Regions from separate parts of the Mus musculus genome. Here region 1 is linked to region 2. A link is a loop called in an ENCODE intact Hi-C map of the cell type or tissue named here. Cell type or tissue: left cerebral cortex. All regions are shown on one strand.

Region 1 (8,000 bases), 170 kb after region 2:
TCAGCTATTAAAAACAATGAATTTATGAAATTCTTAGACAAACTTAAATTTAAATGACCAAAACACCTTGAATAGACTACAGAGGCCTCGTGTCAGGAGAGATCAAATGAGATGATTACTGTTAACTAGACAATTAATTAGTCTCAAAGAGTGGCAGTTGTAGTGGGGGAGGTGCAAAAAAAAAACCAAAAGGTTCACGAGCCTTCTCTAAAGGGAACAGCTAGCAACAGCCAGCAGCTAGTTATTGCTATAGAAGGGCATAGACCCAGTGTTGCCCTGGGTACTAGTAACTTTTCTTGATATTGTCAAATACCAACAAAATGCTGGACAAAAGTAACTTAAGAAAGGAAAGATGAGCCAGGAAGATGGTTCAGTGAGGAAAGGCACCTGTCTCCTAAACTCACCTGATTAACTAGGTCCATACTTAATGCTTACATGCTGCAAAGAAAGAAATGACTCCTGAAAGCTGTCCTCTGACTCACTTGTGCGCGTACACACACACACACACACACACACACACACACACACACACACACAGAGTATCATGCTCATGGTGAGACTGAGGAAGGTGAATATCATTTGTTCCCATACACACTTGGCCCCCACCCCACAGGCACTAGCTCCCTCAATATCAATGTCTCCACCCCCACATACTTGTGTTTCAGCTGATAGACCTACATTGCAACATTATCACCCAAATTCCACATTGTACATCAAGATCACTCTTGGTGCTATGAAGTCTGTGGCATTGGACACACGTATAATAACATGTACCCACCATTGTTATAGCATCTTGCAAAATAGTTGTACTTCCCTACAAATCTTCCATGCTGTGTCTATTTATTCTTTCTTCTGCACAGCCCTTGATCTTTGTTACCGTCTCTGCAGCTCTGGATAGCATGCAACTGATCTATATAGTAAGTGGCCTTTCAGACAAGGTTACTTTCCCCTCGTAACATACACCCTCCTCCAGTCTTCCCATGGCTTAAATGTTCATTTGTTTTCAGTGCTGAAAAAAATGTTCCATTATGTGAACATGCCAGTTTATTTACCCAAAATACCACTCTGGGCCCTTGTGGTGGCTGCCATGCTTTCTGCAGTTATGAACAGAGTGAAGCAGTAGTTTACTTTTGTGCCACTGTGACCGAAAAGCGCAACAGAAGCAGGTGAGAGAAGTCTGGTTGTGGCTCAAAGATCCAGCCCGCCTGCAGCTGGGAAAGCCCAGAGAGCTCCATGTGTTCAGCGTGGTGGGGCTTTCCTATCATGGGACAAGGGGACAGTAGCAGAAGCAGAAGCTGCTCACCATCTTTAACAGCCCTCTCCAGGCACCTGCTTCCACCAGCCTAGGTCCCGCCCCCTACAGAGTTCAGAACCCACCCCAAATAGTAGCACAGGCTGGGGAACAAAAGTTTAAAACATGAACATATATCGAGAGACGTTTCAGATTCAAACCATCGCAAGCTGCTGTGAATATTCTTTGCAAATTTTTCTGCAGAGAGAGCATTTTTGTTCATAGAGTCTGAACATAGGTGCCAATTCTCCTGGCTAGATCCTGACGAGCCACGTGTAACCTGCCAAGCCAGAGCATTTATTTAATGACTAAATATCGCTCCTGTAAAAACACAATGGGAATCGAGAAAACAGCTGAGTAAAGTATTTGCCATGCAAGGATGAAGACCTAAGCATCCCTACAAGATAGACTGTTTTAAAAGCCGGGGCCATTGGCATTCACTTGTAATCCTAAGATAGAGACAATCAGATCTCTGGGGCTCTCTAACCAGTCAGCCTACTTGGCAAGTTCCAGACAGTCACACACACACACACACACACACACACACACACACACACACACACACACACACAGAGGAGATGGTACTTGAGGAAGGACAATAGAGATTGACCTCTGACCTCCATGTGCACACACACATAAGCATAATGAATTCAGGTATAGTGAGTGGCACATGCGTATAAACCATCCAATTGGGAGGCTCAGGTAGTATGACAGAGAGTCCAAGGCTAGCCCGGGCTAGATAATAACCCAGGCATTGTCACAGAATGGGGAGTCAAGAACAAAGGAGAGGGGAAAGCCGAGAAGGGAAGGGAGGAAAGAAGAACAATGAATTAAAACTGTATCACCATGATATTATGAAGTAAAAGTTTGAAACAGACCATCTCAACAAGTGTTTTGAGAACTATCATCATTGTCATCATCGTCACCACCACCACCATCATCATCATCACATTCATCTACTGACCCAGCATCAGACAGTCACACAGTCAAAGTGTGTCAAGGTTTCTTGGTACTTGTGTTCTTTAGCTCTGACACTTTGGACTGGATGATGTGGACAAGCCACTGTCCTAGTAAAGGTAACATCGCTATGCCTCTTCATCCAATCTGTAAAATGGGAGCTTTTAAATGTCTCTATGTCATGAATAAATGAATTTCTACCCACAAACTCTTAGAATTATAACTTGCATGTAAAGTTCCTTAGATAGGATAAATATGTATGTGGCTCTCTTGTATACATGTTGGCCTCATACATCTCCAGTGAGGTTATCTAGCTGAATCCAAGTATCAACCAGGTAGGCAGATTTTACTTGCAAGCCCACAGTGTAGCCTGTTATTCTTTCATGGGTATAGCAGAAGCACTGTCATCAAACCAGGCCACATGGTGCCAGTCCCTGAGACAATGAGGTTTGGTGAGAAAGAAAGTTTATTCTCAGGACAGCTGAGCCTAGACGGTGGCCCAAGTTCTCAGGTTAGGGTTGAGGATATTTGAGACAAGGCTGCTGACTGGAGGGTGGCGCCTGCATATTGGCAGAGAAATAATAAGAGGTCTGTGGATGTGCTAGCAAACTTCCCGGCTCCCCAGGATCCTCATGGTGTGAAAGTGGTGATGTTGGCATGATTCCACAGTGCCATGTGGCGTCCTGACATCAAATAGCGGTTATCAGACACTTAGGCAAGCCCAAGTAAAGTGCTGTTGTTATTGTTGTTTTTTAAAACAAAAACAGCTTTCTTTTTTTTTTTTAAAAGATTTATTTTATTATTATGTGTAAGTACACTGTAGCTGTCTTCAGACACACCAGAAGAGGGAGTCAGATCTTGTTACGGATGGTTGTGAGCCACCATGTGGTTGCTGGGATTTGAACTCTGGACCTTTGGAAGAGCAGTCGGGTGCTCTTACCCACTGAGCTATCTCACCAGCCCCCCAAAAACAGCTTTCTAGTCCCTGAGAAGTAATCAAGGCCACTGTTACCATTATAACAAAGTCAAAGGTCCTATCTACTGTAGACTCAGTGGGAGATTAAACGTACCCCACTATGTGACCTCCAAAAATGAGAAGTTTTCAAGTCAAGTGAAGGCACAGATCTGAAAGCAACGGAGTTACCATTTCAACGGGAGATGTCTGAGTCAAAAAAAAGGAATTTTATATTCATAGCACAGCAAAGCCACCAAACATGAACACCGGTATGCTGGTGTCCTGCCCGTTGCCCACAAGCCTTCAGGGGAGACATAACATAGAACAGACAGCTTGGGGAACGAACACATTGCTTTCACAACAGGTGAGAAAGCACTGAGTTTAGCCTGTCCTAGAGGAACTTGTCACATGCCACAACTCAAGATTGCTCTTTTCATGTAGGAGTGTCTCTCAAAAGCCTGTCTGTCTTTCTCCCTCCCCCTCCCTCCCTTTCCCCCCCCTCCTTCCCTCCCCACCTCTCTCAGATTCCACCAAGACTCTTACCACAACCTTTGTAGGTCAGACTACAGCAGTATTCTCAGAGAGGGGAACTGGTTTATTTAGTGGCCACTGCCTAAGCTGCCGAAGTGGGAGGCAGATAGTGAAGTGGAACCTGGAGCTTGGGCATGCTTGTGTAAAACTAGCCTGACCAACCCTGAGTGAGTGAGTGAGTGAGTGAGTGGAAAACTGACTTGGTTCAGAACCTTATGCCGGGTTTAAAAATAGGGATGTGGCCACACTTCTGTTCCTGTATATACTGGGAAGCAAGGAAGAATTCTTTTTCATTGTCAAAATCGTACACTGCATTCATTGAGCCAAATTATCCAGCTGTATGATCTTTCCCGTACTCATTAACCGTCTATTTGACTGAAGCAATGTGAAATTTTGAAATATTTTCTGGTTTCATTAGTACTCTAGGAATTTGAGTGCTTGACCCACACTATTCAAAGGGAAAGCCCGCCCCCTAGAGGCCAGGGCGCTCATGTTTACAGTCCTCCAGGAGGCTAGCGTTAGAAAGTTCCATGCTGTAAACACAGTACAGTGTGTGTGTATGAAATTCTCACAAAAGATTTAATAAAATAGCATACTTCATCAAGGATTAATAAATAAATATTTGGTAAATATTTAAAAACATTTTTATCTTAAAGCCCTCAGTAAACTGGTGTGTAATGATTAAAGAATTAGAAATACTTATTACTTGATTTAATTATTATATACTATATATATGTATACTAAATTGCCAGCTTACTTCATACACTAAGCACAAAAAGAACAAGTAGTATGTCTCAATAAAAAATAAAATACGTGAATATGTATGGAAGCTTTATTTTTTAACACAATAAGGACTTTTTCCCCCCCAAACAAGTCAGCTTAGGGAGGTGGGATGGTATACACCCGTTTCCAAAACTCTAGAGGCTGGAGCGGAGCTAGGGGGAGTTTGAGGACAGCCTGGGTTATAAAAAAAAATGACAACAAAGGTTGATTTGAAATGTGACAGCTTTTCTTTGTTGCTCTGTATCTGGAAACAAACGTGTAACTCTGTCTACTTACAAATGTCCAAGTTTCACTGAGGTGTTGTTTTATTTCTTACTGAATCAGAGTCTTGATAGGTAGCCCAGGCTGGCCTTGAACTCCCTATCCTAAGTCAGCTTCTTGAATGCTGGAATTATAGATGGATACCAACATGTCTGGCTAGCTCATTAGAATAAAAAAGGTAATTCAGTGAGGGGACATATACAGTGTCCTCACTACTTGACAACCTTGGCATGTCAGAGCCTCTGTGAAGAGTTATCATCACTGTACAGGATGCTAATAGTATTTCAGATGAGAGCTTCTGTAGATATCAATTGGAGTAAGTACGGAAACGGAAGACTAAGCTACAAGAAAACCTAAGAACATTTGTGAGGATATGGAGAAAACAAAATCTGTGGAAACTTTCTCCTTCTTCAGAATGAATTCCCTGTTGTGACTGTTAGTTTGGTGGTGGTGGTGGTGGTGGTAGTGGAGAAGGTCATTTTTGTTAGGTTTTTATTGCTGTGTTAAACAACATGAACAAAAACAACTTGGGGAGAAAACACACACACACACACACACACACACACACACACACACCATCAAACTCTAATCAGGACAGGAGTGCTTTGCTTTGTTTTGCTTGTTTTTGTTGAGTCAGGGTCTCCGTGTACGAAAGGCTGGCCTTGAGATTCTTCTGCCTCCCTTAGGATAGATGCTCAGAAGATGATGAGACGAGTAAGGGCACTTGCTACAAAGCCTAATGACCCAAGTTAAATTCCCAGAATCGACAGTGGGAGGAAAACACTGACTTTTGCAAATTGTCTAACTTCCATTTGTGTACACAATGTGCCACACCCCTAACACAAAATCAATAACTGTGAAAAGTTTTTTAAATTTTACTAAGAGAAAAATTTAAAACCCATTAAAAAGCTAATTATTAGACTGGGCATGGTGGCATATGCCTTTAAAACCAGTACTCAGGAGGCAAACAGAACCAAAAATAAAGGGACAGAAGGTTGTTTGCTTATCTGGAGGATAAGAGTTTTGAATGCCTATAAAGTTGTGAAAAAATAGCTTGTGAGCTGAGTATAGTGACCCACAACTTTAATCTCAGTAATTAAGAGGCAGAGGCATGTCTCTGTGACTTCCAGACCAGCCTGGTCTACATAGTGAGTTCTAGGCTAACCAAGGCTACATAGTAAGATCCTGTCTCAGAACAACAGACAAATAACTAAGAAACTTGTTATGAAATAGGACTTGGTCTATAAGACACTAAAAAAATCAGAAATGGGGCAGAGTCCAGAAAATATTCCAAGACTGGTGCATATACAAGATCTTACACATTTTCAAAGTAGCATTTCAAATTAGTTGAGAGAAGATAAACATCTCAGAGATAATTTGCTATCTTCAGACTTCTGGTATTTTAAGATCTAAATGTCTCCTGTAATACAAAAAGAAAAAAATCATGAAATTATTTCTAAAGTGAATAGAAACAAATATTTTTAATGAACTTTGGGTAGGAAAGTACTTTCTGAGGCTGACAGAAGGCCATGAAGAAAACGACAGATTGGCCAGATCCAGAGATTTAACACCTTGAGCTCAAACCTGTTCTTCCTTGCATATTTTCTTCTCCTCAGGAGTCCCAGAGGCTAGCCGTGTTCAGCAATGACAGCATGTAAGGAACAGGGCTTGGAGCGGGGAGGTGTCCTGTGGGCTGGGCTGGGCATCACTGCATGCCCGGGGAAGAAAAAAGGATTTCACATTTAGGGGGTTGATATATAGGCTTGCCAAACATTTTAAAATGAATTAAATGGAGTAAAGATTCACTTATACCTTCCCCTCAACACCAACATAATTTCCACACTGTACAAGACAACATACTGAAATAAAGAGATGAGCAGGGTGTAGTAGTCCACACCTGTAAACCCAGTGCTTGGTGGCAGAGATGTGTATGCTCACAGTTCCAGACCATCCTGTCCTACATAATGGAATTCTAGGTCAGTTAAAGCTACGTATCAAAAAGCCAAAATAGGGGCTGGAGAAGTCGGTGCTTAAAAGTACTTGTCCTACCAGAGGACCCAAGTGCTTTCCCAGTGCCGTTATCAGCACAAGGCTCTGGGAACCCAAGCTCCAGGGGATCCCATACTTTCTTCTGGTGTTCATGGGCACAGGTAAACATGCACGCGCATGTGCGCGCGCGCGCGCGCGCGCACACACACACACACACACACTGTAAATAATAACAGTTTTAAAAGTAATCCAAGTATGGTGACACACACCTGTGTTCCCAAAACTTGGGAGACAGAGCAAAAATATTAGGATTCTTGGCTACACTGTAGTGAAAACTTTGGTTTCTTAAAAAACCCAGTTACATGAATATGTTTTTGGTTAATCCCAGGTGTGGGGTAAGAGGCTGCATATAGCAGGCGATTACGATTTGCCTTGTGTACTAACAGGGCTGTGATTTTTGCCAGCTGCAGATAGTTCAATTCTGGGGATTCCAGAGAAGATACAAATGAGAGACCCCGAGAGGGCCTGTGGGGGTTGCTGCTCTCCTTGCTGCTGTGTTTGCTTCAGTTACTGGTTTGCTGCACTGTTGAATATTCTGACAAGTATTGGGATTGCTCAACGTCCCTATTCAACAGGAAGTGGCCTAGAGTAGTGTGCATTCCCCTTTCTCTCTAACCTTCATTTCCTCCTAACTACTGTGGAGGCGGAAGGGATCAGGGTGGGAAAAAGGTTGGAAGGGAGGCAGAGGTATAAGAATCCAATAAAAGGACAGCCAGGGCTATACAGAGAAACCCTGTCTCGAAAAACCAAAAAAAAAAAAAAATAATAAAAAAAAAATAGTAAATTGATATACCAACACTACACAGCAAGTTCAAGGCCAGCATAGGCTACCCTGTCTCAAACAATGACTTACAAAAAGAATATCTTCAATTGTAACAAAGGATTATTATTTATAATATATAAAGAATTTATTTAAAAAAAAAAAAAGAAACAAAAGCAAATAACCAAGGGGTTGGGAGACAAAGTAGAGAATTGTCTTGGTTAATGCTTTATGCTGGGAAGGGACACCATGACCAAGGCAGTTTATACATTTAAAAAAGGCATTTAATTGGGTGCTTGCTTACTGTTTTAGAGGGAAAGTCCATGACCATCGTGGAGTGTATCAAAGTAGCAGGAGTGGAGGAACTGGGAAGAGTGCGCGCGGGGGGTGGGGAGGGGGCCAGTGGCCACGGG
Region 2 (8,000 bases):
ACTGTACAGCGACAGTGTACTTATATACATAAAATAAATAAATAAATCTTAAAAAGAATTTGATTTTACTTTTTCATGTATATATTTCAGGCAAGATCATAAACATTTCTTTTTCTAGCATCTAGCCTAATGTTTTGTAGCCAGGACTCAAGAATAGAGACTGAGATAAATAACATGGATAAAATATGAAAGTCCAGGCCATTGAGATGCCTTGACCAATAAGGGTGTTTGCTGTACAAGCCTGCCAACCTGAGCTCCAGCTTAAGAACACATATAAGGTGGAAAGACCGAACAAGTCCATGGAGCTCTTCTCTGGCCGCCATGTGAGCACACACATAATGTGCCCCTGTAAACATGACTTTTATTTACCTGAAATCATTGTTATCTCTGAGGCTTTCTGCCTTTGGCTTCTAATCTAGGCCTAGTCCTGTAGCTTCTAGCCTTCGTGCAATCTAATCTAGGCTTTTAATGTTGTCAGTCTCTGAAACTTACTGCTGAATAAGTTCACCCCTTCCTATTCTTTCTGAACTTTGGCTGGCAGGCCTGCCCAGGTGCTCTGGCTCGGACTCCTCTCCAAGCTGACTGATTCAATCTGGCTTCTCAATTTCTGACTTTTTACTCCACTTGGCCTCAAACTAACTCTGGAAATCTGTTCTCATCTTCTGGCTCTTTCTCCTTCTCTGGCTTATTCTTTCTTCACCTGTTCTCTCTCTGTAACTTGTTCTCTCTTTGTAATCTGTCTCTGTATAACTGTCCTAGTAAAATGGCCTTTTCTCTGCCTGCCCCTCAAGTAGCTTTCCTTGTATCCTATTCTATTAAATCTTTCTCTGATTTATCACTTTGCCTGCCATTCAATTAGACATCACTTTTAAACATGATACTTCCTTCTACAAACTAATTTTATCTTCCTTGTTGGGATTCAAGGTGTGTACTAAGGGCGTGTCTGTATTAAGGCCAGAAGAAATAAAGGTATATGCTAAGAGCAGAGCCACACCACAATTAAAAACTTGTTCTTTTTTAAACTAAATAACATAATCTTAGAGTTCACTGTGTGAGCAAATATCCTACAATACACTACCAATTAAAAAAAATCAAAACTAGAAAATCAATGCAGTCATAACATTCACAAACAAGGTAACTTTGCTGGGTAGTTTGATGTCAGTTTGACACATGCTATAGAGGAGGGTCCCTCAATTGAGAAACTGCTAACATAAGACTAGGCTGTATGCAAACCTATAGGGCATTTTCTTAATTAGTGGTTAATGAGGAAGGCACAGGATGAGCCAAAGAATGAGAAGGAGCCAGAAGATGAGAACAGATCGCCAGAGTTAGTTTGAGGCCAAGGAGAGTAAAAAGTCAGAGGCTGAGAGAGAAGCCAGCTCTTTGTAGGTGAGGATACCCCTGGGCCAGGGATCCTGAGACGCAAGCTGAGAAGGCATGAGATAAGCCAGTAAGCTTCACCCCTCCATGACCTCTGCATTGGTTTCTGTACTGCTTGAGTTCCTATTTTGACTTCCTTCAGTGATGAATAGTGGCTTAGAATGCTAAATCAAATGAGCCCTTTCCCTCCCCAATTTGCTTTTGGTTGTGGTGTTTCATCATGACCATTAAGTTCAACAATAGTAACTCTAACACATTAGGTGACTACTTTCTTTTTTTTTTAAAGATATATTTATTTATTTTTATGTATGTGAGTACACTTTAGCTTTCTTCAGACACACCAGAAGAGGTCATTGGATCTCATTACAGATGGTTGGGAGCCACCATGTGGTTACAGGGATTTGAACTCAGGACCTCTGGAAAAGCAGTCAGTGCTCTTAACTAGCTGAGCTGTCTCTCCAGCCCGGTGACTACTTCATGACTAAGAAAAATTCTATTACTATTACAAATCAAACTCATTAACAGCTTCTCCTTTTTTTCTTTCTTTCTTTCTTTTTTTTTTTTTCTTTCTTCTTTAGGTTTTTTCGAGACAGGGTTTCTCTGTGTAGCCCTGGCTGACCTGGAACTCACTCTGTAGACCAGGCTGGCCTCGAACTCAGAAATCCGCCTGCCTGGGATTTAAGGGAATAAGTGCTGGGATTAAAGGTGTGCGCCACCACGCCCTGCACGCTCCTTTTTTTCTGACAATCAATTTTTATCTCTCTTTCTGTGAGTGTGTCCGTGTGCTTGCTGCTTCCAGAACACTAACTCTAATGGAGCTGCTGTGGGCTGGGGATGTCTTAGCAGTTAAGAACACTGACTGTTCATCCAGAGGACCCAGGGTTAGATTCCCAGCACTCATATTGTAAGTTGGGTCACATATAACCCCAGTTCCAGGGCATCTGACACTCTCTACTGAACTCTGTCAGTACCAGGTTCTCGGGCGAGGCACACATGGCTAGCGTGCAGGCCAAACACCCATACATATAAAATACATCTTAGAAAAAAAAAATTAAATAGTTTCTAATACCAACGGTTTTTAAACACTGAAGTAGGTGAGGATGTAGAAGACCCAGCAAACATAAGGACCTGGACTGGGAGACTGTCCTATTTTAAGGCATTATTCATTACTTGAAAAATCAATTAAAAAGCTCTAGCGGAAGTATTCGCACTAATTCCCACAACCTGCTCCCTCCGCCCCACTAGAAACACAGAGCCGGAAGAGGAGGGGGTGAAGGCGAGCACGCAGAAGAGGGCTGGCCGGAAGAGGCGGGGCCTACAGGAGCGCCTTAGGGTCGCGCACGCTGGGCCACTTCCTTTCTCGGCAGCGCCGTAGAGCGCGAGCAGACGGTGCAGCATGGCGCACAGCGGAGGCCGCGGGCGGCCGAACCCGGCGTGTCCTTGGGCGTTTCCAGGTGCGAATCCTGCGGTCTGCTTAACCCCGTGTGTGCGGAGAGGGCTTCCTTGTTGGCGGCGTCCGTCTCTAGCCGGGTACGGGGGCCCCATGGCTCCCGGGTTCGGTGTGGCCCTTGGCCCGCTGTGAGCGGCGGGGCGCGTTCCCAATGGTCTCCAAATCTTAACCGAGATTAGTTATAAGGCCTGCTCCTCTGGACGCTTCGAAGTGCGGGCACAAGCGGCCGCTTCTGGCGGCAGCTTTCATCTGGGCCTGCACCCTGGCGGGAGCCCCTTTGTATCCCCAAGAAAAGCCACCATGCGGTCTGTTTCAGGCTTCCTAAGTGAGTAATCCATAGGAAATTTTACAGAGGCGGAAAAGTACTGCTTCTAAGATGTTAAGACCGCCAATTTTAGGCTTTTTTTTTTTTTTGGCTTTTTTTTTTTTTAAAGATTAATAGTTTGATCTGAAGTATTGGCATCACTCTAAAAAGCTTGTATTCATGGATCAACCCTGTAAGTACGATCTAAAGTTGGAGCAAAATTTTCAAACTATTTGAAAGCCACGCAGGGTGGGGATGCTGGCAAAAGAAGGTGGTGGTAAGTTCTGAAGCGTGTGGATACAAAAGAACACTACATTTCAGGCCTGCATGTTATACTTTACTGTTGGTATCTGTAAGCCAAATTGGGTACTCTGGATTTCTGTAAACTCAGCGTTTCAAATATGAAAATGATTAAGGATTTCTCATCGGTTTGCAGGTGATAAGTCATCACCAGTAATCGGTTCAATCATTCATTCTCTGATTTGTGACTCTGGCCATGCCGTTTCCTGTTCTAATGTCCCAGTGATGGTCTGCACAATTGCATATATGCCTCAAGCTTTTCCGTGCAAGCACCAAGACTGAGAAGCCAAGGCTTGGTACTCAGTCCTTTAAGTTAGTACTGGCAGTGAAGGGCGTGAGTAAAATGTTTTTCTGTCTGTGATGGACGGATGATGGGACAGGAACTGAAGCACCACAGGAACCTGGAGTTAGCGGATGCCGAAGCCATGGAGGATGCTATTAGCTTACGCTTTGGTTCTTAGAGAACACAGGGCCTCCAGCCCAGGGGAGGTGGCTGCCCCCTTACCCCAGTCACTGATTATGAAAATGCCTTACAGGCGTGCTTGTCCACAGCCCTATCTTAAGGATGCATTTTTACAATTGTAGCTTCCTACACCAGTGATTAGCTTGTGTCAAGGTGACATAAAAGTAGCCAGTGCACACTCATGCAAGGTATTAAAACATGGAAGTAAAATGAGAGTTCACAAATATTTTAATTTTTAGGTGCAACAAAACCTGCTCATTTGAAGGTGCTTGAACAAATATTTTCTAAACACTTGTCATGGAGAGTGATTGAAACAAGCTGCCAGGACTACATTTGCCAATAACAAGGTACAAATTGTGTGTGTGGTTTTTTTTTTTCTTTGAGGTTTGATTAACAGGGCCTTAATAGCTGGCACAATGATGACTTAAGTTTTTGCCGTTTACCCAGCTGAGTGTTTCTTTGAAGAGAGAATCTTAAAAGACTGAGATGCCAGCAGTATATAGATGATGCAAATGACTAACATGTGACGCCATTGTTAAAATGGGTTACTGTTTGTTCTCCCCAGCATGTAGGTGGCTGTAGTGGATGTCCAACTTTGGGAGCTGTGATGTCTAAAAACCCTTTATTGTTTTGGGTAAGTTTGCTTAATCAGTCATGTATCTGGATTCAATACTGTTTGATAACACTGAGGGGCTGGGGCCAGTTCGTTTTGAAGATCATTAGGGTGAACACCTGGGCCTAGTTTGAGATGGAAGAAAAATGATTTGGGGTTTCTGACTTTTTTTTTTTCCTTTTGGGAAGGTGCAGCTTACATATTGGAAGGTAAAATGAAGGCCATGAACAAAGTCAAGAAGCCATAAACAGAAGCAAATGGTGAAAATTAATATCTAATTTAATATTAATAAGTTATATATAAATAAACAGTTATTCTTAATTGCTGTGGGCAGTAATTTCTTTAAAATGTCATTCTCGTAGTAAAATAAACTCGTCTTTCATGAGCTGCGGACTTTTTGTCAATGCAATCCTGATGGCTGGCTAGTAAGTAGCCAGTAATGCACAGCAGGAAAGAAAGTGATTGGCAATCTGTCTAGGATCACTTGAAACTCTCAAACTGGATTTCCTCGAGTGAAGACTTGGCTAAATCTTTAACCAATAGAATCCCTAAGTTTAGTAAGTAGCTTAAAAATTCAACATTCTGATGACTTGGGCCTTTGTAAGGGCTGGGGAAGTTTAACTGGCTTAACAAGGCACAAAGCTCTGGATTTGATTCCCAGGATAGAAATTTCGAACATTAGGCTTTCCAGGTGTGTTGGCTGTTTAGATAAGAATTGTTTTGTTTTTACCCTAGAGACCTAGACTTAACCACATCATATGAAAAGGCACAAGGCAAGTCTTGTTTGTATGTACTATATCATTAACTTGCTGTTCAGATCAAGTACCAAAATACAAGGTGCTGTGGGACCCTGTAGTACCTACCACCTCCTGGCAGGAAGACGACTTGACCCCAGGAATGTTGTCTTTAGTGTCACTTTGGTTGTATCCAGCAGAAGGCATATATAAGATTTTCACAGCTTTCCTTAACTCTCCACATTTAGCTTTATAAAGCTATATGCCCATAATGCACATGTTAAATAAAGAAAAGCCTTACATAGGCACTTTGGGTCATTAAGTTGCACTGACTTGAACTCATCACTGGTAATTAATGAGCTCAAGCTGGGTATGTTGGTAGGTAAAGTGTTGCTACCTGATGGGTGGAATGAACAAAACCTTTTTCACACTACAATGTTCTCTACTGTGTGTGTGTCCATGATATATATACTGGAGTTTTTGATGTCAAGCTCCTTGGTAACATAATTTCTGTTCTTGGTTTAGATGTTGGGTTAGTTGCAAATTTGTAATTATGAAGGGGCCACATTTCATACTCTAAATGACATTCTAACAAATAACCTTGAGATGATACATAGTCTGAACCATTACTCTGAAATCATACATTTACCAAGGCTTATGGGGCATGAAAGGTAATTTTTCCTTTTTTTTTATTAGGTACTTTCTTCATTTACATTTCCAAAGCTATCCCAAAAGTCCCCCATGCCCTCTCCCCCTTCCCCCCTCCCACTTCTTGGCCCTGGCGTTCCCCTGTACTGAGGCATATAAAGTTTACAAGACCAATGGGCCTCTCTTTCCACTGATGGCCAACTAGGCCATCTTCTGCTACATATGCAGCCAGAGACACGAGCTCCTGGGGGTACTGGTTAGTTCATATTGTTGTTCCACCTATAGGGTTGCAGACCCCTTCAGCTCCTTGGGTACTTTCTCTAGCTCCTCCATTGGGGGCCCTGTGTTCCATCCTATAGCTGACTGTGAACATCCACTTCTGTGTTTGCTAGGCCCGAAAGGTAATTCTTAAATTGCTTATTCATCACTAGAAAAGACAGTTGTCCCAGGTCCACATGTGGCAATAAACTGTTGGAGCTGCTGTTGGCACTGAGTCAGGTAGAGATCTCTTTGCTCTAAATATTCTTCATTATACAGCTCAAATGGAAATAATGCATTGGGAGCAACACAAAATGGAGTGGCCCCTAAATGAAGAACAAAATAGTGTAAATGAGACTTTAAAAATGGAGGTATGTTTCAACAAAATGAGGATTTAAAAGTTAACTACTGAATATTGAGTTTCATCATAGTTTTATTTTGAGTAGTCTTGGCTGGCTTGTGTCTACCTCTGAGCACTGATTATCACATGTAGCTGATTTAAACATTTTAAAATATAAAATGGTCTTTAGTATGTGTTCCCCAACCAGGTTCTAGAGCCCTCTCTCAGGCCCATTCCTCTATACATGTTCTGTATTACGGAATCCTCACCTCTGATCGTTCTCCCCACACTCAGGACCAGGCTGCCCTCCACTACAAGCCTGTGCCATCAGTGTTGACTGTATACTATCATTAGTTTATTGTGTATCATAAATACTTTAGTATTTACATTTGAGAAAACCATCCCTCCCTGGATCTCATCCCCCAGCTACTGCCCTTTTTTCCTCATCAAAGTTCAGTTGTCTGGGCTGTTTCCATAGCCACACCTATCCAATCCTCATTTCTACTCTAGCTCCACACAGGTCTGATCGTGGGCACTACAAAACTCTGGCTTAACAGATGGAATTGTAATCTCCATAGCATGTGTCCAGTGTTCACTCACTTTGGAAACCCTTTCTTTGCTTGTGGAACACCATACCTTTCTTCTATATACTGGTTTCTGCTTGTTAGCTTTTTCTTTTTTCCATCCCATTTCTAAACATGAATTCTTCAAAGACAGTTATATAGAATTCTCTATATTTTAGGTGGTTTCATCCTTCATCCACTTGACTTAAAATACCATCTCTGTTCTAATTCTTATATTTCCAGGCTAAAACTCCTTAAGATTCAGTTTTTTTTTTAAATACTGTGTGTGTGTTTATAGTTTGATTGGCAATGACTTAGTCACCTGACTTCATTTTCTTGCATGCACCTGTACTTAACTGCAGTGCCTGCCCTCATCTCAGCCTTCAGGTTAAATAACCCTTACAGAAGTCTCTTTTATTCTTGTCTTACTGCAATTCTCCAGAGTATTTATCTGTTGTCCAAGTTCAGCTGACATGCATATCATCTCCAGTCTTGGGAACATTTTTTTTTTAAGATTTTTATCTATTTAAGACTACACTGTAACTGTCTTCTGACACACCTGAAGAGGGCATTGGATTCCATTACAGATGGTTGTGAGCCACCACGTGTTTGCTCACGAACCCAGGAAGAGTCAGTGCTCTTAACTGCTGAGCCATTTCTCCAGCCCTCGGGGGACATCTCTTTAGACATTTAAAAAATTATTTGTCCCCTGACTGCCCTCTGAAAGACCCAACAAGCAGCTGAGTGAGTCAGATGCAGATATTTGCACCCAACAAATGGCAGAAGCTGCTGACCCCTGTGGTTGAATTTGGGGAAAGCTGGAAGAAGCTGAGGAGGAGGGCAACCCTGTAGGAGGATCAGTCTCAACCTGGACCTTTGAGATCTCTCAAGACACTGGATCACCAACCAGGCAGCATACACCAGCTGATATAAGGCCTCCAACACAG

The links. A loop is a pair of places that touch in the nucleus more often than their neighbours do. Peaks named below come from ENCODE experiments on the same cell type or tissue, not always from the same donor. Only the 100,000 strongest peaks of a DNase experiment are listed, where the experiment ranks them.
Region 1: a loop joins it to region 2, with 2.6 times the contacts of the local background. A loop is called at or near these places in 6 of 42 quality-filtered maps.

The regions. Positions count from the first base shown.
Region 1 is chr1:9,769,158-9,777,157 of GRCm38, reverse strand. 1700034P13Rik (RIKEN cDNA 1700034P13 gene) reads right to left here. Exons shown (of 4, transcript NR_040462.1): 3 at 6,363-6,486; 4 at 5,902-6,198. Gm39590 (a long non-coding RNA gene) reads right to left here and starts at 922. Exons shown (of 5, transcript XR_865181.3): 1 at 405-922. In left cerebral cortex, a CTCF peak has its summit at 4,208 (motif pointing left); a DNase peak (open chromatin) is centred at 4,200.
Region 2 is chr1:9,938,854-9,946,853 of GRCm38, reverse strand. Mcmdc2 (minichromosome maintenance domain containing 2) reads right to left here. Exons shown (of 15, transcript NM_177722.3): 15 at 5,900-6,476. The coding sequence ends at 6,310. It overlaps Snhg6 (small nucleolar RNA host gene 6), which reads left to right and starts at 2,736. Exons shown (of 4, transcript NR_024067.2): 1 at 2,736-2,834; 2 at 4,137-4,244; 3 at 4,463-4,531; 4 at 4,699-4,829. It overlaps Snord87 (small nucleolar RNA, C/D box 87), which reads left to right and starts at 4,311; the gene lies at 4,311-4,384. In left cerebral cortex, no CTCF peak of the experiment used is centred here; DNase peaks (open chromatin) are centred at 2,687 and 4,436; H3K4me3 peaks cover 2,308 bases; H3K27ac peaks cover 956 bases.